2 separate regions of the Homo sapiens genome follow, and region 1 is linked to region 2. A link is a contact called in ENCODE Hi-C or POLR2A ChIA-PET data. All regions are on one chromosome and are shown on one strand. The core of a region is the stretch at or near the end of the contact, and the rest is flanking DNA. Distances in the headings are between cores, read along the strand shown. Region 1 overlaps EEFSEC (eukaryotic elongation factor, selenocysteine-tRNA specific). Region 2 overlaps EEFSEC (eukaryotic elongation factor, selenocysteine-tRNA specific).

Region 1 (4,457 bases), core at 1,958-4,457, 100 kb before region 2:
GCCTTGCGAGCCCCACTCCCAGCACCCACTGCTGCCTCCGCCCCAACTCCCAGCAGCCAAGCCTGGTGCCGGCTGAGCAGGCTAATTAATGGCTCAACCCCGTTATCAGTCAAATGCTAATTACTCTTTTTAATCTGGGCTGCCTGTGTGGAGGCTCCTGGAGGTGCAGCAGGGGCTGGGGGGTCTGGAGCTATGACCTCATCCCTCCTCAGCAAGCAGGCACACGGGCCCCAGCGAGCACTTCCTCGCCACAGCCTTCACTCTGCTGTTCCCTCTGGCAGGTGCCACCCTTCCTTGCCCTGGCAAACTCCTACTCTCCCTTCAAGACCTTGCCCATGCAGCCCCTTGGCAGGAGGCCTCCCCAGTCCCTGCCTCAGAGGACAGACAAGGCTGAACTAGGAGCTGGGAGGCTGTCAGCGGGGCTGGCCTTGGTCTCTGGAAGGGAATCTGGAGATGCTAACCCCCACATGGAGGCTGCTCGGCAGAGGAGGCCAGGGCCGGGACCAACTCCAGAGTGAGCTCGGACTGACAGGCTCCTGCACTCCCCAGACAGGGGTCTGGCCCTGGTATGCTTCCTGTAGAATAGAGTGATAAGCCTCCCTTGAATCCCACCCAGTCCTGGAGAAGAGGCCCCACTAACCTGCATGCCCTTTGCCCATGGGGCAAACTAGCACTGGATACACTGGAACTGAGGCACATTTTACACATGGGGACACTGAGACATGAGGTTAGGGAACTTGCCACCACCCTGTGTACACTGGACTCGATCCTCCTTCACCCCACTCCCACACCCAAAGAGATACACACACTGACAAACACCGCAACCCTCCCAAAACACACACGGAGCACATGCAGACACGTCTGAGACATCGCGGATCCATGTGCACAGATGCACACCCAGACGTCAGCACAGGCTTGGAGATGCCTGGTGCACCAAAGCCCGTGTGCGCACATGCACATGCATGGCCAGGGCAGGAGGCCTGGGAGCACGGAAGCTGCCCCTTCTCCTGCCCCAGGCCCCCAGGGCTTCCCGTTTACGAGACGTTATCTATTGAAAATATATTAACCCAGAAGCCTGTTTCCATCAGAGTCTCGATTCCAGGGACATTTCCAGATAAGCCTTATCTCTTCGTTTGTGCATTAGCCCTGCTGGTCGGGGGCCTGCCAATCACCGCTGCCCCTCCTGCCCCAGCCCATGGCAGGATGTCGGTCCATGACCTCACTCCATGTGGGCAGGCAGGTGAGGGGGCCCAGGGCACTGCTGCCCCATGCCCCACCCCACCCATCAGCCCACAGAGGACCCCAGAGGGCACCTCTTTTCCAAGGACACGCCTGAAGCACTGGTGGGCAAGGGACTCTGGAAGAACCTGGAGCCTGGACTCAAACTCCAGCTCTATCTGGGGCAGCTGCAGGCAGCCAAGCCCTGCCCTGCCCACACCCCTGGGAAACCGGCATGCTGCTGCCACATCACTGCTGTGGGTAGATGAGCAGATTCGGTGAGTTTACCTGTGTCGGTGGCTGCAGTGAGCTTGGCCCACTGGAACCCTCTCCTACATAAAACACGCGGGCCTGGGGTTGCCCAAGGCATCCTGGGGGACGGGGGAGCCAGGGAAGGGGACGTGCATGCCCACACCTTGGCCTCAGCCAGAAGCGGGTGCTGGCACCAGCTCCTGCCCACCGTCCCGGCTAGGCTGCACCTTCAAAGGCTGCGCGCCCTGGCCCGACCCCACTAATGGACGCTCGGGTTTCCACCGATGCCGGGCCTGATAGAGGCCTCTCCTGGGGCAGTCGGCTGGGCGTTTTCAGGCCACACAGAGCAGGTCCGCCTCATTACACACTCAGGGCGCTCAGAGGCTCCTGGGAGTCGCCCTGGGCTGCCCCTCCTCCCTTCTGTGCCTCTGTGCCTCAGTTCCTCCACCCGAGCCCCCTCCTTCCCGGGACTTTGAGGAGCACGGTCTTCAGACCAGTAGGGAGGTGAGAGGTGGGGTGGAGGTGGACGCCTGCACAGAGTTCCTGGAAAAACGGCTTATTTGGGGCTGGTGTCACTTCCTGAGGGGTTCTGGGCCTTTTGCCTCTCAGTGGGAGATGTGTGGGGCCCACCCTAGGGCCGCAGGTAATGTGGGGTCAGCAGTGTGCCTGGCAAGTCTCCCACCCCCAGGGCAGCCCTCTGGCATGGCTGCTTTTCTTCTTCCATTTTATACATGGGGACACTGAGGCATGAGGTTAGGGAACTTGCCCAAGCTCACACCGCAGGCAGGGAGAGGCCTGAATCTGTGCCCTGGTGGCGGCAGCCACATTCGCCCTGTGTGCTCATCTTTCCTCCACACCTGATCTGGCCCCAGAGCCAGCTCCCATGGCTCCCATGGAAGCTCCCATGGACAGCTTCCATGGAACCCCATGCTTGGCACAGTGGTTCCACTGGGTCACATCACCCCTCATTTAGAAAGGGACAGTGACACACCCAAGGTCACCCTGCCCATGCAGGCCAGGACCTGGGGCTGAGCTCAGAGCTTTCTGTCCCAATGTGCAGGGACTCTGAGGGGGCTGGGGAGGGAGCGGTCAGGGAGGGTGTGGCCTGGCTCCCAGCTCAGCCCCACACTGAGGAGGAGGGAGGTTTCCTCGCCTAAGAAGTGAGTCCTTGGAGCTGGGTTCGGACCCAGTGCTGGCCCTCACCAGCAGCTCCCAGATCTGTGCTGGGAGGTGACCAGCCTGGACAGCACTGGCAAGTGCTCAGAGGGGCCTCTCCTGCCCCCAGGGACTGACAGGCTGGGGGCTGTGAGCCCAGCTCGGTGCTGACTGAAGCCCTCCTGGAGGTCTGCTCCCTTCTTGGGCTGCCCTCCCCTGGGGGACCAGCAGGCTAGCAGGGAGCCTGGTGTGGGCTCAAAGCTGCTGCCAGTTTCCTGGGCGGAGTGGCCTCAGTGAAGTGGCACTGCCTTCCTGGTGAAACAGTCTGCAGGGCCAGGTAGGGTGAGGAGGCCGTGGGGCACAGCACACAGTGGGGTCGGGGCACAGCACACAGTGGGGTCAGGCCCCAGGGAGAGGGGCCACTGCAGTCCCAGGAAGTGTCTGCTCAGGCAGCGGCAGTAGAGGGGGAGTCGGCTCCTAGGCAGAGGGCTGTCCTGATTCACAGTGCAGACAAGCCGCCCTGGCACCCGCAGCCTGCAGCAGCCGCGGAGGCCACGCTCACCGGGGCCACACTCTCTCTCACGTTCCTCCAGGGCCAATCCCCTCAGGGGACTGAACTGGGAACCCCACTTCCCCATGGCTCTCAGCTGTTGCCCTTGACTGCTGCTCCAGCCCTGCTGCCTGGGTCTGGGCCAAGGTTGACGAAGGGTGGCTGGGCCAGTCGCCATCGCTGGTATCCTTGCAGCTCGGGGGCTTTGCTCTGCTGTTGGTGTATTTAATTAACTGCCTGTTCCCCACCCACCACGTGCACACGGGACACACACACACACACACACACACGGCTCTGGGGCTTAACAGGCCCAAGTCATTTGATCGAAACCTGCCCCTGTTAATATTTTTAATGCCATTTGCAAATTAAAGCATAATGCACCGATTACTGGGATAAAAGGGAGGCCTCTGCGTCTGTCTGGAGACCAAATAAAGGAACGTTTGAACATCTGTTCATCCTGCAAATGTCTCTAAAAGCTTTGATTTCCCCTCAGTCTGTTGACTCCACCATTCACCCCTTCCTGAGTATCCCACAGCCTGGGGCTACAAGGCAGGGTGGTCTGTGGGTGCAGGGGATGGCAGATGGCTCTGCAGGGTGCCCTCACCATGCTAGCCTCCACTTTCTGGGAAGTATGTGGTTCTCAAACTTGAGGGCAGGGGCTGAGGGACTCCTCGTGTTGGGGTGGAGGAACAAGCCTCCACCTGCTCTGCCTGATGCTCTGGCCAGGCACCCTGCTATTCCCCAACTTCCCTGTGGGTACCTTCCCTGGACCCAGCTGCCCAGAGAATCCCCATTCTCCCTGAAGGCCCAGAGCGCCCCAGGAGCCACCTAGTGGGGTTGAGAAGCGCAGACACTCTGCAGACTCCCACAGCCTACAGACTCTGAGTTTGGGTCCCTTCCCTGGCCCCGACCTGGGCAGGAACTCTTGGGATTTCTGAGATTCCCCTTGGAACACAGCTGGGGAGGGCGGCGGACCTAGTGAAGTCACAGAGAGAGAGACACCAGTAGAGTGGGCTGGGGCCACGGGACATTTATTTGTAGCCATCAAGTGCCTGCCCACCTGGGGGAGGGTTGAGACTGGCCTGCAGGTGGCCAACAGATGGGGCAGTGGAAGATACTGGCTACCAGCCCTCTGCCCATGGCCCTTTCCTAGTTGGGCTGGGGGCTGTCCTGGGTGGGAGTGTGCAGGGGCTGGAGGAGAGACCCTCCTGGCCCCAGCAACCCATCCCCCTCAGCTCCTCACCAGGGCTCAGCACCAAGCTTGGGGGTGGGGGCTGCTGCT
Region 2 (4,332 bases), core at 1,141-3,640:
CCAGGTCACAAAAGAAAGAGTGCTACCGAAGCCTGAAAGGACAAGGCAGCTGCTGGACAGGGAACCAAACTAGCTCCGTGGGCCTGAAGCTCCCCATGCATGGCTGCAGAGGAAGACAGGCTGCCAGCCACACACTTCAAGTTTGGAGCTGTGCCCTGAAGGTCACGGGACCATGCAGGCTTTTAGTGGGACGTAGAGGGCTAGCCCCATTAGCTGGCACTCAGAACACAACTGTGGAGCTAAAATCCTTCCCTCCTTCCCTACAGGAATCTGGTTTCCAAACATTTAACATGTCCATGCTTCTTCTGACCACCTTTCAAATTCTCTCCTCTGTAGTAAAATGGCAGACCCAGAATGGGGCTCAGCATTACCGAAGAGGAAGGTGAATGCTGTGAAAGGAGAATTAGTTACACTTCACATGGGTCCACAGTTGAAAATTGCAGAAAGGTCAGATTTCTGTAAAAATAACTACATTTTCAATGAATGAGGAGACCATGCAATTAGAGGGAATCTCATGGTTAGTCCTTTTCTAAAACACATTGGTCTAAATCTGAATTTTAATTTTAAAAATTTTCTTAGAAGGATATCACCTGCATTATCTTTTCTTACTTTTCCAGTTCATTCACATTGTTGTGTAGTTTGTTTCCTCACCTACACTCCTTTTAAGTAAAACCAAACAGTTTTATCAAGTGGGCCTTTCCCCACACAGAATGTTGCATCAATAGAAGGCCTCCCCAGCCACTGCCACTGTAATAGTCACCTGCAGCCAGTACTGCTGAGACCAGCTGAGGGACAGAGGCCTCCAGACCTGCTTGCCAGGTGGGCAGGGTGGGGCAGCAGAGCACAGGGGCCTGACCTCCAGAGCCTGAGCACTACTGCAGGTTTCCAAACTGAGGTGGCAATGCAGTGCATTAAGACCAGTGGTTTTCAAGTGAAAAGGAAAATAAAAAATTGGAGTAGAATGCAATGCAATGGAAGTCAGGAGGTAAGGATACTATTTTGTAAAGCCTTTCACTTTCTCCACCTGCATGTGCATTGGGTCATGATACAGTCTATCTGTACAGTGATTATGAGGAAAAGGTTGGAAAACACTGTTCTGTTGTGTGCCTACAAAGAAAACAGCAGCATGACTCTCTCTGTGGGCCTCCTGTAAGTGTGGGAGACCAGGGGATAGGCGCAAGGCCACTGGCACGAGGTTGCTAAGAGGCAATCTCTTGGCTATGACCTTGTACAATTTTAGAAACTCTCAAGAAGCCAAACTAAGAGAGTGAGTAAAAGCCACAACCTCCAGGAGTCAAGATTACGGGGCAGGAGCAGTCAAAGCTGAAAGATGCGGAGATGGTTGTATGTGGCCCCTTGCTTCCAGAGGGAAAGGAGAGAAAAAGGAAATCCTGTGACTTTCTCCCTACCCTTAATTAAATACACAACTAAGGTGAGTTCTAATTTCCTAACCTTGCCAAAAGGCTCATCACTAAGCCACAGGAATATTCTTGGCAGTGCCTCAGATGGTCTAAAAATGCTGTGGCCAAAGGGCATCCAGATGATAATGGTGACACCTGCTTTTCTCCCTGAAAAGCACAGATACCGCACCTGCCTTTGGTTCTGTTATGACTTCATTAAGCTGCACAAGGTGTATGTGATTGGAAAAGCAACTGCTCCTTTGTTTTGCTTTTTGATTTCCTTCTCCAAGTGTGTCTATTTTAAATGGGTCAATGGATGTTAATGCTAGGAAAAGCTGACATTTGAATAAGATCACAGAGTGTGGCATCCAGCACCTCAGCAGGCCAAGCCAGGCTAGGTCAGGAGAGTGGGGAACTCTGAGGCCCCAGAGTGGGCGCCAAGAATCGGTGTGTCCAGGCCCTTCCTGCAAAGCACCTCTGCCCTTCTTGAGTAGAGAAGAGTTTCCAGAAGCTCCACACCTGAAGGAGTAGGGGTTTCTCTGGCTGGGCACAAAACTCCCAAGTGATTCTGACTTATGCCTCACTCCCTAGGCATTAGCCTTTCTCAGCTTGCTTTCACCCTCTGCCAGCATCCTCTAATTTGAATCTTCACAGCTAAAGTCACCATGACTTATGGCCAGAACCGATGGTCTTTTACTTACTGGTAAAAGTTTCTCCTTTGAACCTCAGTTTCCCCATCTGAAAATAAAGGCTTAGGTCCTACTCATTGGGTACACTGGTTATGTACATGGCCCCAGTAAGCGTTCAGCAGACAGCAGCAGGGGCCTCTCTCTTCTCTCTAGCCTCTGTGCGCTGACCCCTCTCATCCAGAAAGGACATTATCCTTGATTTTCCTGCTCTAGGCTTCCTCCTTTCCCATTTCTTCCTCTAACTCCAAACGCCAGCTGGCCCTCTCTCAGCTATCGCCTCCCCTCTGCCCTCTTTGCACCTGCTCAGTCTCCACCAGGTGCTGACAGCTGTTCAGGGCAGAGTCTCTGTCAGCTCTTCCTCTCCACTTCCACAGCCACCCACCGGAATTCAGGTCCTCTCCAAGCCATGTGCCAGGACTACACTTACAGTTTGTGACAAGCTGTTCCATCACCCTCTCGTGAACAAATAAACCTTCACTTTCACACTCTTGCTCATGGGCGAAGGCAGTCTTTCCGAATGAGATCATGCGTACAAACACCTAGTTGACTATCTGGCAGCCAGTAGGTTCTCAACCATAGTTGAAACACCTCAATTTTCAGTTCAAAAGAACAAAACACAAAACAAAACAAACACACCTCACGGACTCTCTTTAGCAGGCTGCAAGACAGGGATCAGCAGCTCCATTTCACAGACGGGGAAGCTAAAGCTCCGGCTCTATGCACCTGCAGACAGCAGGGGCGGTGTCTTGAGCTCTCCCATCCATGGTTCTAGGGCACAGGACCCATTTCCAAACTGGATTCCAAGGAGCCTTGTGTTCCCAGGGAGTCCTGGGGCTGCCATAGGTGTGAGGAGGGGCAGGAACAGAAGGGCCCAAGTCACCCATTTGCATTTCAGCCAGACTGGCTCCCTTTCTATAGGTTGTATTTGTGGGGATTCTTCATAAAATTTGATATTCAAGTTCTTTAGCTAAAAATGTTTAAAAGCTATTGGCATGAGGGGTAAAGCTTAGGTTTTGGGGGACTGGCTTACTGGTTCTCACTCAATAGCTGTGCGATTAAATGGCATTTGGCTTCAGTTTTTCCAGCTGCAAAGAGGGGATAAGAGTCCCAGCTTTGGAAGATTCCTGAGAGGATCAGAAATTAGTACTTGGAGAGCCTAGCTCAGCACGTGGCACACAGTAGGTACTCAAGGAAAGCTATGTCTTCTCCCAATTCCCCCTCCCCTGACACATCCAATCCAGCCTGGCACACACACTAAGCTGGCACCAAGAAGGACTGAGGTCAGAGCCTTGGCCCCTGCCAGGATGACTTGGCTCTTCCAGTCTGAGTGGTCAGGAACCTGGGCCACTGGGCATCATATAATAAGAGCAGAGCTACGGCCAAGCTTGGCCTCCAGCCTCTTCTGAGACCCACTCCTGGGTCTGAATGACAGAGACTGAGGTCACTGCTGAGAGCACCACTTTTCCAACTATACTTAACTGTGGGCGCAGAGCATGTGTGCAAGTTGCCGTGAGTTCCAACTACTTAGTCTTTCACCCTTAGCCACACAGTTCAACTGACAAGATGGGCACTGTTATGCCCAGGTGACCCCAGGGAACCAGGCACTGCCTGGGCCTCACAGAGCTCCAACAAGCATGTGCTCTCGCCTGCCACAAAGCCCAGGAGAGGCCTACAGGGAGAGCGCACAATCAAAAGCATCTTCATCATCCTTGAAAATGGCACAAGGTCAGGGCCAACTCCACAGTCAGCATCATCTCCACTTTACAGAGAAGACCCTAGGAGACTTAGTGATGGCCCCACTCACACAGGTGAAAGTATTGCAGCTGGACTGATACCCTGCCCAATGTGTGCACAGGCTGAGCACTATTTCTCTTAATGCCCAGTGCCAGATGCTGCAGGAGTCAGTCTAAATACACTTTCCTGTCTGTTCTTGTTGCGAATAAAGCAGCTCAGTCAATACTTTGCCCAGTTCATCCAGCCAATATTCGCTGAACCCCTACTGGAACCACAGGCCTGGAGGAATAGAGACCAAGTGGACATAGGGTATGCCTCTAGATATTTTATAAAGGCTCATCAGGCACCCTGTGGGAGCCAGGCCTTAACTTCCAGGAAGTTTTCATGCTAGCTGGGCCCCGCTGGGTCCCTCTTCCTCACTGATACCTAGACATAATCACCACAGGGAGAGGGTACAAGAAAAGCCCCTGCTAATCTCCACCCCCAACAATAAACCAAGCCCTTTCCTC

The links. Hi-C counts contacts between places; a loop is a spot of excess contacts on that map. ChIA-PET counts read pairs that join two places held with the same protein, here RNA polymerase II (POLR2A).
Region 1: a loop to region 2 is called in a map of astrocyte of the cerebellum, with 3 times the contacts of the local background. The contact joins two enhancer-like sites. A Hi-C loop is called at or near these places in 2 of 168 maps with a recorded cell type or tissue (astrocyte of the cerebellum and endothelial cell of hepatic sinusoid). POLR2A ChIA-PET finds 5 or more read pairs at or near these places in 2 of 52 experiments (SK-N-SH and endothelial cell of umbilical vein).

The regions. Positions count from the first base shown.
Region 1 is chr3:128,408,370-128,412,826 of GRCh38, reverse strand. It overlaps EEFSEC (eukaryotic elongation factor, selenocysteine-tRNA specific), which reads right to left. Exons shown (of 7, transcript NM_021937.5): 7 at 4,181-4,457. Among named protein-coding and RNA genes, the nearest start is that of DNAJB8-AS1, 53 kb to the left of the region's middle. RefSeq lists cis regulatory regions at 1-306, 1,040-1,225 and an enhancer at 2,882-3,530. Within about 2 kb of position 3,207, at least 2 of the 41 ENCODE cell types and tissues checked have a DNase peak (open chromatin) inside an H3K27ac peak, as active enhancers do.
Region 2 is chr3:128,307,334-128,311,665 of GRCh38, reverse strand. All of the region lies in intron 4 of EEFSEC (eukaryotic elongation factor, selenocysteine-tRNA specific), which reads right to left. Among named protein-coding and RNA genes, the nearest start is that of DNAJB8-AS1, 150 kb to the left of the region's middle. Within about 2 kb of position 2,390, at least 3 of the 41 ENCODE cell types and tissues checked have a DNase peak (open chromatin) inside an H3K27ac peak, as active enhancers do.